Linked DNA regions of Homo sapiens: region 1 is linked to region 2. The links are chromatin loops, found by intact Hi-C in ENCODE. Cell type or tissue: ascending aorta. All regions are shown on one strand. Each heading gives the region's core, and the rest is flanking DNA. Links, peaks and the distances in the headings are about the cores only. Region 1 overlaps LOC105373611 (a long non-coding RNA gene). Region 2 has its middle 44 kb from the start of HS6ST1.

Region 1 (5,366 bases), core at 303-5,302, 60 kb before region 2:
GGGAGGAACTAATCCTGCTCCAGGCCAGCAAGAGGAGTGCGTTCTGGAGACCTCAGAGCACGGTTGCACCCAAAATCCTGTTAAGAGGAGAAGTCTCATGATACATGCTCTTACCTCAAAAAAATTAAAAATAAATAAGTAAATAAAAAGAAAACAGAAGTGTTGGGCCTGTGCCGCCGCCCAGGGAGCAGCCCGCACCCCTCACAAAGACAGGAGGCCTGCCAGAAACAGGCTGGAGAGGCACCCTCATCTATATGCTAATTAGCCCGTGCAAGAATTACAGGGTTAATTAAGCAGCGCCGCCCTCCCTTCATTTTATCTGCCCTGGACACTGAGGCAAGAGGAGGAAATCACAACCTCTGATCAAATTAGCTGTCCCCCGGTGCTCTGGGCCACTCCTCTCTGCCAGGCTTGGCGAGCCAGCTCCTGGAGTTAATCATGTTTATTTCACAAGGCACCAGGGATTTAAAACGTGATTAGGAATCAAACCCAGAAGCAACCAGCCTGACCCTTCCACTATCAACTTCCTCTGTACAAAGGGGGTGTTTTATCGCTGATAGGTGGCAAATACACACCAGGCCCCATCCTCTCTGCCTCAAGGGGGATTATCGGTCAGTGGGTAAATGACTGTCAAGTCAGGAGGGGGATGGAGGAAGGAGGCAGGGCTCTCTCTTGCTCTCCCTGCCCTTCACCCGGCATCCCAATGCTTAATACTGTTAAAGGGCCAAAGGCTTTTTTTATGGTTCTGCCCACTGTGTGGTCTCAGGTAAGCAACTTACATTCAGTGAGCCTCAGGTTTCTTACTCATTAGGTAGGAATATGCCATCCATCCAGCAGGGTAAGATGGATGTGAGCTACGGGTAGCATGGATGCCCTGGGCATCAGCATCAGGAATGTTCATTTTCTGCCTTCCTTTCCTTTCACCCCAGCATCCCGGTCTTGAGCCCCTGTTGCTCCACCCCCCATAGTCCAGTCAAAGCTCTATCCCACCCCACCCCCAAAAGCCTCCCTGATAACTCAGCACAGACATGGTGGCCCCCTGAAACTCCATGGAGAACATGCATCTGAGCACTGGGTCACATACCCTTGCTCCTCTAAAGAATTCTCCCGGCACAGAGGAGGCATCAGTGATTCTGTGCTGAATACATGAACTGAAAAGGCTGAAAAGTCACTGATTCCAGGCTCAGTAAATAGATGACAAGAGAACGATTGGCCTCCCACCCAATGTCCTTGACAGACATAGCTAATCAATCACCACATGCTTCCCTGCCAGGGCCCAGGCTAACCTCATAGGCTCAATAGAGCACCCCAAACAGCCACTACCAAGCAATCACAGTTGGCCAGTTTGTCCATCCCAATTTAGCCATTTACATGCTGAGCCCCAGGGAGAGGGAGAGAGCTCTCCCAGCTAGTTCATGACAGCTCTCCAGACACTCCCTCCATATCCCAGGCTGAGTTCACCTGTGTTGGTCTCATGTCCCTGGACACAGCACATTCTCAAAGGGCCCAGACCAAGTCCCTGCCCCACATGGAATCTAGCTCAAGGCATGTGGTGACCAGAACTCATGTAGCCATTCAGATTTTCAACTCCCAAGAGTGCACATCCTGCATAATCCTGAGACTAAGAATATGATGGACTTTGCTCCTGAGATTAAGTTCTATCATGTGACACACTGACTCTAAGATTGGGAGATGGTTCTGGTGGGCCTGACCTGATTGCATGAGCCATTTATTTATTTATTTATTGAGATGGAGTCTCCCTCTGCTGCCCAGGCTGGAGTGCAGTGGCGCAGTCTCACTGCAACCGCCGCCTCCCGAGTTCAAGCGATTCTTCTGCCTCAGCCTCCCAAGTAGCTGGAACTACAGGCTCGCACCACCTCACCCAGCTAATTTTTGTATTTTTAGTAGAGATGGGGTTTCACCATATTGGCCAAATTGGTCTCAAACTCCTGACCTTGTGATTCACCCTCCTCGGCCTCCCAAGGTGCTGGGATTACAGGCATGAGCCACCACGCCCAGCCCCTGCATGAGCCCTTTAAAGTAGAGAGTGTCCTTCCTCTGCTAGCGACAGAAGAGCAAGTCAGAGCTTGGAAGCATGAGAAGGACTCTCTGTGCCTTTGCTGGCCTGAAGACAGACAGGCCACCTGGCAAACGGTGCAGCAGCCTTCAGAAGCTGAGAGCAGCCCCAGCTGACAGCAGCAAGGGAACAGCACCTTAGTCCTGCAACCACAAAGAACCGAGTCCTGGCAACAAAGAATGAGCTAGGAAGAGTTTTCCCACCCCGCCCCCAGCCTCCAGAAGAGGACTCAGTCCAATCAAAACCTTCATTCTCCCATCGTGATTCCCTGAGCAGGATGCTCAGCCACAGCAAGCTGGACTTTTGACTTACAGAAGGAGGAGCAAAAAAATAGGTGTTTCTTTAAGCTGCTGTGTCCTGGCGATTTGTTACACAGCACAGAAAACTAATCCAGGGCAATGTGCAACGAAGGCTCAAGGAACTCATCTGAAGTGAATGAAATTGGGTCACACTTGATCTGCTGGGGCCAGAGGAGGATCTGCCTTGAACTCAATTCTTTCTCCTTAGACACTAGGAGAAGTGCCAGCGGCTCCACCACCATGTTCTCATCATGCCTTAAGCAAATCTGACTCAACGAAAGAAAATTCTCACTATGCTCCAAGAGCATATTAATAGAAGCAGGAAGGAGAGAAATCCTAGGCAGACAGGGGCAGGTCCCCAGTGAAACCCGACATTCAAGCCAAAAACAGTCTGAAACCCACAGACCAGAGTGAGAACTTCTATTCCTGTTTGCCTGCTCTCTCCCAGTTGGTTCCTTCTGAATAATGCCTTTTAACCAATCGAATGTTGCCTTTTCCAATACTACCTGTGGCCCACCGGCCCCTATGTGGTACCTATAAATACCCTAGACTCAGTCAGTAGAGGGAAGACAGCCTGACTTTGGGGAGGAGACCTCCTGACTTTGGGAGAAGATGACCTGCCCTTCCCATCCCCTCTCTAGCTCCCCTCTCCACTGAGAGCTGTTTTCATCACTCAATAAAATTCTCCACCCTCACCATCCTTCAATCATCAAACGTGACCTCATTCTTCTTGGATGCTGGACAAGAGCTCAGGACCTACCGAGTGCGGGTACCCGGAGAGGCTGTCACACTGGCCCTATGCCCTCACCAGTGGAGGACAGCTGCCCCATGAGATGGGGCAAGGGGCTGACTGAGCTGCTAACGCACCACCATCCATCGGGCTGTGGATGGCAGAACTAAAAGAGCTAATTAGCATGCTAATACCCTCTCTGGGGCTTCAGGGTCATGGCTACCCTTGTCTGGGCGCTGCTGCATTCCCCTCGAAGCCACACACCTGGTCTGGCTGCGGGCCCTGCACAGAGCTTGCTCCTGTGTCAGTGGAGTGGCCGGCTGGATCCTGCACTCACTTGCTCAAGTGCTCCCTCCTGCAAGGGGCTGAGAACAGCGAGCCGAGTAGACCAGGCACCCCTGCCGCGAGTCTGGCGAAGGGGCCAAGAAAAGTCCTGCATTGATATGAACTAGAACCATCCCTGACCAGCTCATCAAAAGCTGCTGTAGATTTTCCTGAGGAGGCAGGAGGTGGCCCCTTTGGCATCTCTGGCCCACTGCAGGGTAAGAAGAAAAGGGAGGAGGCTTTGAGGGACATCAGACTACTTTCTTTTTCACAAAGCTTCAGAATTCCTGTTGCTGAAGCCATCCTTTTAAGCCTTGCACCCCTAACAGTGTCTAGCCCCAGCAGGCTTATCTCAAGCCAGTGTGTTACCTGCCTTGGCACTACCGCCCAAGACCTGCTGTCCTCCACAGAACATAAGCCCCCCATGGGCAGGAGTTACCATCTTGCCCAGTGCCCCATGCCCTTCGCCAGCATACTGCCAGGTGCGTAGGAGGCATCCACAAACACCTCATGGGTTGTAAATGCCTCGGGAGCCAGCAAACCGCACACAACAGCACACAGAAAACACGTGTGAGGTAAACTTCTGAGCGGCCACAGCTGGGGTGAGCGGGAGCACTACAATTCTTACAACTGGTCGTGCATGACCCCAGACTCACACATACACAGGGAAGATCAATCACATGCATTGTCAGCTCTCTCTCACAACACACCACTAAAATGATATCAATAGATTTAAATATATATATATAAGCTCATAAGGACTGAGAGAATGGGAGAGAAGACAGCAGCAAATCCAAGAATGCAATACATTTTGGAATCTAGAAAATGGATGGAGGAGAGTAACTGAGCTGGAGAGCCCAGGCAGCTGCCCTCAGTGAGGCACAGAGGCAATGCCAAGAGGAAGTGATCCCTGGCCCCAAGCCACCCTCTGGGCCCAGGAGAGGGGAGCCCAGAGCACACCTGAGGGGCAGCAGGAAGCGTGGGCCACAAAATGTATTATTCCAGCCAAGACAATCTGGGGAGGGGTGCTATTAATAATTATACCAGGACAACAGATGCAGCCTGGGCTGGCCTGGGGGCGGAAATCCTGGTACTGGCAAAAGTTCGTGTCTTCGTCTGTTTTGTGCTGCTAAAACAGACTACCACAGCCTGGGTAATTTATAAAGAACAGAAATGTATTTCTCACAATTCTGGAGACTGGGAAGTCCGACATCAAGGCGCCAGCATCTAGTTAAAACCTTTGTGCTATGTCATCCCATGACAGAAGACAAGAGGGCAAGAGAGACAGAGACAGAGAGAGAGCAAGAGAGGACCAAACTCTTATTTAAAAAAACACTCTCTCAGTAAGGAACGCACTCCCTTGATAGGGACATTAATCCATTCCTGAGAGCTCTGCGTCTTTTGGGTCTATTAATCACCTCTTAGAGATCTCACCTCTCAGCATTATAGTATTGGGGATTAAGTTTCCAGCACATGAACTGTGGGGAATACTAACATTCAGTGATAATGGCACTAGACACTCAAGGACCCTCACTCCTCACTGAGACCGCAAGTATAGTGGAGGGAAGGCCTGATGTGCAGAGAGACGTGGAGGATGATGACGTCTGCACTCAAAATGGGGAAACCACAACCTCCTGGACCACTCCTGGCTCCTACCCCAAGAAAGTACATACAAGGGCTGTTGTGCAGACGAGACTCCAAGGCTTCATGTTTGGGGTCCCCGAGGATAAGTTCCCATCATCACCTGTTCACTATACGGCAAGGTTCCACTCATACCCAAAAGCTCCCTACTCATTTTTAGTGCTTTGTCCTTAAATACAAATTGGCAGCCAACAGTCACCAAACATTTGAGGAAATCCTCCAACAGGGAAAAAAAGAAACTAAAGCAATCGGGGGGAAAGGGAGGAAAAAATAAAGTCAGAAAGATATTGCAGAC
Region 2 (5,366 bases), core at 176-5,175:
CTTAAAGAAGCCTATGAAGAGACCTGCGCTCACATGAGCTCCCAGGTGATGCCTGCAGCAGCCTGCCAAGCGAGTGTGTCCTTTTGGAAGAGACCCTCTGGCCCCGTCAGGGGGCTCGCAGTGACACCATGAGGGGCAGTCTCTGCCTAGCCAAGCCCAAATTGAAGATTCATGAGAAAAACAAATTCTTGTCATTTTAAACTTGTTACCCCATAATAATGTGGTTCCCACATGCTGTTCTCCCACTGTGAACCCCAGTCCACCAACCCACAGGCCAGGGGGGCAGGAAGGAGTGGCCATGTGGCATCCTACAGATGTGGCCCACAGGTGCTGCTGTGTCTCCAGCAAAGGCAAGGGAGCCCACTGGTGCAGGGGTAAGGTGTCTTCAAGGGTCTGGGGCCCTGGGAGTGTGGGCACTGGGCAGGGCAGTCACCAGGCTATAGCCTGGAGCCCAGCCCAGGGCCATGGGTGGGGGCAGTGTGGGGGTCTCATAACAGCTGCCCTGAGAGCATGTGCCCAGCTGGAGAGGGCAGGGCCTGGCACAGAATGCACACTTGATTTTGGCTGCAGACAACCCTCCCGGGCTCACCTGCAGGTGGAGAGGCGCCAGAGCCCCCACGCCGAGGGAGCTGCTCGGGGCCAACCCCATGGAGAGCGGCCATGTTCAAGTGGGGCCTGAGCCACATGGGACTCCAGCTCCCTGGCCGGGCCTGGAAGGAGCAAGAGGAGAAGGGCTCCTAGAGTGGTATTCCAGTTGGCGCCAGCCTGGCCCAGACACAGAGGATGGAGAGCATGGAGGCATAGAGGTACTGCAGGTCCCAGTCCTCTTCCTCCAAGCCTTCACTGCCCATTTCCCCATGGATGGGCGGAAAAACCAAGGTCAAGTTTCAGGAAGCCCCTCTCACAAAAGAACCTCTCACGCACTGCCCCCACGCAGCTGTCCATTGTTTCCATGAGAAAAACAAATTCTTGTCATTTTAAACTTGTTATCTGATAATGAGGCAGCTCCCCTCCAGCAGTGAATGCCAGTCCACCAACCCCCAGGCAAGGACGGGCAGGAAGGAGTGGAGATGCTGCTGTGTCTGCAGTGATGGCAAGACAGCCCGCTGGTGCAGGGGTGAGACGTCATCCCAGCCTCTCTCACTACCCATCTGCACAATGCGCACGCTCTGCAGAGACTTCGTGGAGGGAAACAGCCAATCTTACAAGGAAAATTGCAGCACGTGGTAAAGTCCAGGAAAGCTGCTACTCCCCTCACGCTCCAAGCCCTTGCAAAGGGGGCTCAGCAGGATAGGTGGGTGGCCAGCCGAAGAGGAGGAAATCCCTCACAGTGAGAAGGCAGGCACAGGCCCAGTGGTAGGGGCATCAGGCCACCAACCTGGGTTCAAGGCTCCTGGGGGTCCAAAGAAATTGAGCAACCCTTTCTAAGATCATATCCCAAGAACCAGATGTCCAGTGACATATTCATAGTTCACCACTGTGTCACTAGTATCTTACACACACACCTTATCTTTGTTAATGCGTAGGTATCATCATACCCGAAATTTAAGTTAAAATAGAGCTTTAAAAAAATGTTACTTTTAGTGTTTCAGTATGATATCCCAAATAAATCTCCTTTAAAAGGATGTTCTGGGCTGGGCGCAGTGGTTCACACCTGTAATTTCAGCACTTTGGGAGGCCGAGGCGGGCAGATCACTTGAGGTCAGGAGTCCAAAACCAGCCTGGCCAACATGGTGAAACCTTGTCTCTACTAAAAATACAAAAATTAGCTGGGCGTGGTTCTACACGCCTGTAATCCCAGCTATTCAGGAGGCTGAGGCAGGAGAATCACTTGAACCCAGGAGGTGGAGGCTGCAGTGAGCTGAGATCGTGCCACTGCACTCTAGCCCGGGTGACCCGAGTGAGACTCCATCTAAAAAAAAAACAAAGACTTTTCCATGACACTTTGGTCTCCAAATTAAGTAGCATCATTTTTGGTGCCCTTTCCTTGGTACCACACGCCCTGGGGCCTAAGTCTCCCACCCCCTTCCTGAGTCCCCTGTGGAGCAAGTTTCATCTGACAACATTCTGGAAAGCCCCACCCCAGTCGCTTGGGGTGGAGACTGACTGGAGCCCAAGCCACCAACTCCGCACCGCTCCTGCCTTCCCCGGAGCTGAGTCTGGAAAGGATGCAGACATGCTTGGAATCTCAAAAATGTGCCCCTTCTCAGGCCTCTGCCTGCACCGCAGCTCACTCAGCCTCCTGGGAGTCAGAGAGTGGAGCTGGGGCTCCAGGGTGGTCTGGGAAGGAAAACCCACCCCCCACCCTCCCAAGACAGGGTGGAACTCCTGCCCCACCCCCAACCTAGCACATAGATTTCCTCTGCGCACCCCCAGAGCTGCCTGCAGGCCTCAGTGGGGCAGCTCCAAGGAGGAACACTGGCTCTAATCATCGCTGGTAATGCAGCCCTGGGGGACACCATCCCAACGCCATGATCTTCAGGAAGGCCCAGCCCTCAGGGGCCACAGCAGACAGAATATGGCAGACAGAGGACCGTAGACAGGGAACAGGAGACAGGGAAAGCAGACAGGGGATGGCAGGCAAGAGACAGCAGACGAGGACTGCACGCAGGGAACAGGGGATAGCAGGCAGGGGACAGGGGGCAGTGGACAGGGGACAGCAGACAGAACAGTAGACAGGGGACCGCAGACAGGAGACAGTAGTCAGAGGACGGTAGATGGGACAGCAGACAGGGGACAGTAGATGGAGACGGCAGATGGGGACAGTAGATGGGATGGTAGACAGGACGACAGACAGGGGACAGCAGGCAGGACAAAAGCATCTTTCCAGCAGCTCCTGCCTGGACTGAGCCCTCCCACACTCTGCACAGGGCCTAGAGGAGCTGGGAGGTTAAACACGTGCGGTGAGCCTGCCTAAGAATCTCATCTCAGTGGCTCAAGTGCAAAACAATTTTATTTTTCCTCCAATCACTGCCTTCAGCCATATGTGTTAAATCTCTCTTTAGACACATCCAAGTATAAAAATCCAGTCCAGAAGAAAAGGTGTCCGTGCACTGGAGTCTAGTTAAATGTGCATTTCCCCTCCACGCTCCTGTCTCAGGGCAGAGCAGAGGCTTAGGGCTGCAGTGCCAGGGACTGCACTAGGGGTGGCCTCTTCCCCTGAGGATACACCCGACAAGGTTCCAAGCCTGCCAGATCCCAGCCCTCCTGGGTGCATCCACAGCACAGCACCAGGTCAGCCACGCTCGGTGGTGCACTCTGCACTCACAGGAAGCTCCAGCCTCCTGGACACACCAGATGGACAGAGGTGTCTGGCTCTGCCCTGGCCCCGCTTTAATCCTCTCCCTGCTCAAGGAAGCTGGGGACAGAGCAGCACATCAGTCTGGGCCACCACGCGATGGAAGGCCCGTGCCCCCTACCTGCATGACCCTCCAGTTTCCACCGAGGACCCTCCTCACCTCCCAGGGTACCCTCAATTCTCTTTTCAGCTTGTCTCTCAGGATGAAGGCAACCACTGCTGTCCCCACCACCCTTGCTGAAGTGCTTCCATAAAGCACATGCACCCAGGGAGCTATCTGGTCAGCTCTGCCTGCTCTAAGGTAGTACCACAGCCTGGGAGGCTTAGCAGCAGATGCGTGTTTCTCACAGTTCCGGAGGCTGAAGTCCAAGATCAAGGTGCTGGCAGATGTGGTGCCTGGTGAAGGCCTGCTTCCTGGTTTGCTGGTGGCCACCTTCTCACTGTATCCTCACATGGTGGAGAGAGATCGTCTCCCGTGTCTCTTCTTAGAAGAGCGCTAATCCCATCATCAGGTCAGGACCCAGCCTCATGACCTCCCCTAAGCCTAATCACCTCCCAAAGGCTCCACTTCCTCCTAAGATCTTCACATTGGGAGTTAGGGCTTCAATGTATGAATTTGGGGGGCACAAGCATTCAGTCCATAACAGTACAGATACCCATGATACTGTGAAAATTACGATGGGCATTGTATGAATGACACGGTGTCACACTTGTATCACCTCCTGCAAAACCAGCTGGGCTCTGCCCAGCGGCCTCCAGCCATTGGGGCAGGAGACTGGGAAGGACAGAGCAGACCTGCAATGGCGGAGCAGCCTCTGTAGGGCCGAGCTCTGCCTGGGGCTTTCTGCAGTCTCTCTCCTGTAGACCTCAATAACCCCATCATCTCCATTTCACAATGAAGAAACTGACCCTGAGAGAAGGTGTGTGATTTGCCCAAGGTCACTCAGCCAGCACAGAATGAAGCAGACAGCCTGACCCACATCTGAGTCTACACCAGCGATGTTCCAAAGGCGGCCTGGGGGACCCCCCAGCGTCTCAGGATCTTTCCAGGGATCAGAAAGACCGGACTTACTTTCACAGTAACACGGAGCCCTGATTTGCCTTTCTCATGCATTTTCTCACAGAGGTATCCAGGGGGCTTTCAGAGGCTCTTGATGCATAACGCAGCCTCACCCTGATGGCTGACAAAACGTGTGCTTCTGTCTTCCCGTGTTTTGCAAATTTATCAGTTTTAAACTCTAATGTAGTGAACACAGTTGTAACCACGGAGTGCTGGAAGATGTTAAACCACCAGCTCTCCAAGCCATAGGGCCCCACTATGCAGTATTTGCCACTTTCCGTGGTGTAAATATTTTCACCATGATCGATGTTAAGCCACCAAAATAACATCACTGGGTGCAGAGGTGGAAAGAAAGTGCACAGTCAGTTCTTGCCAGCTGGTGAGACAGCTGAGGCACATCACTGAAAAGACGCACACAAAACAGGAGCTCTTTAGGGTCCTCCCTATTTTTAAGGGTGTAAAGGGGTGCTGGCATCAAAAAGTTTGAGAACACTACTACATCACCCCTGACTGAACAAGGTGCAAAGAACTGCAGGAGGTGCCATCAGGACTTGGGAGGCAGGGGATCTGGTCTCCACCTTCTGGAAGCACCAGCCTAACTGGGGAGCCCCTGATGGGACTCAAGCAAGTGAAGGGAGAAGATGTCTGGCCAGGGTTGGAGAGAGGACGAGCCTGTGGCCTGGAGAGGCCCCGGGGGCACGGGCCATCAGCTGGGCGCTGGTGCCATGGGGAAGCCTGGGCTCTGTTGTCAGGATGCCCTGCTTTCTGGTGAAATCGGCTGTGATCTCCCCATTGGCATCAGTGCCCTGGACACTCAGGGTCCCACGGCCGCCAGGCATGCTGAGCAGGGACACAGGTGGAGCAGCAAGAAGCCTGGTGGTTTGCAGACTGACAGGGCAAGGGCCCCTCCAGAAGGGAGTGGACTGAGTCAAACAGGTTAGACTTGACGTGGTCCACTGACCCCAAAACCGACGGCCAATCCACTTCGTGTTGCTGTAAAGGAATACC

Evidence for each region. A loop is a pair of places that touch in the nucleus more often than their neighbours do. Peaks named below come from ENCODE experiments on the same cell type or tissue, not always from the same donor. Only the 100,000 strongest peaks of a DNase experiment are listed, where the experiment ranks them.
Region 1: it touches region 2 in a loop (2.5-fold over the local background); 3 of 110 quality-filtered maps call a loop at or near these places.

The regions. Positions count from the first base shown.
Region 1 is chr2:128,420,035-128,425,400 of GRCh38, reverse strand. All of the region lies in intron 1 of LOC105373611 (a long non-coding RNA gene), which reads right to left. Among named protein-coding and RNA genes, the nearest start is that of HS6ST1, 100 kb to the right of the region's middle. In ascending aorta, for the core only: no CTCF peak of the experiment used is centred there; DNase peaks (open chromatin) are centred at 410 and 2,610; H3K4me3 peaks cover 284 bases; H3K27ac peaks cover 3,130 bases.
Region 2 is chr2:128,359,851-128,365,216 of GRCh38, reverse strand. No RefSeq gene overlaps it. Among named protein-coding and RNA genes, the nearest start is that of HS6ST1, 44 kb to the right of the region's middle. RefSeq lists enhancers at 2,165-2,703, 2,704-3,242, 3,243-3,782. In ascending aorta, for the core only: no CTCF peak of the experiment used is centred there; DNase peaks (open chromatin) are centred at 2,146 and 3,306; H3K27ac peaks cover 1,032 bases.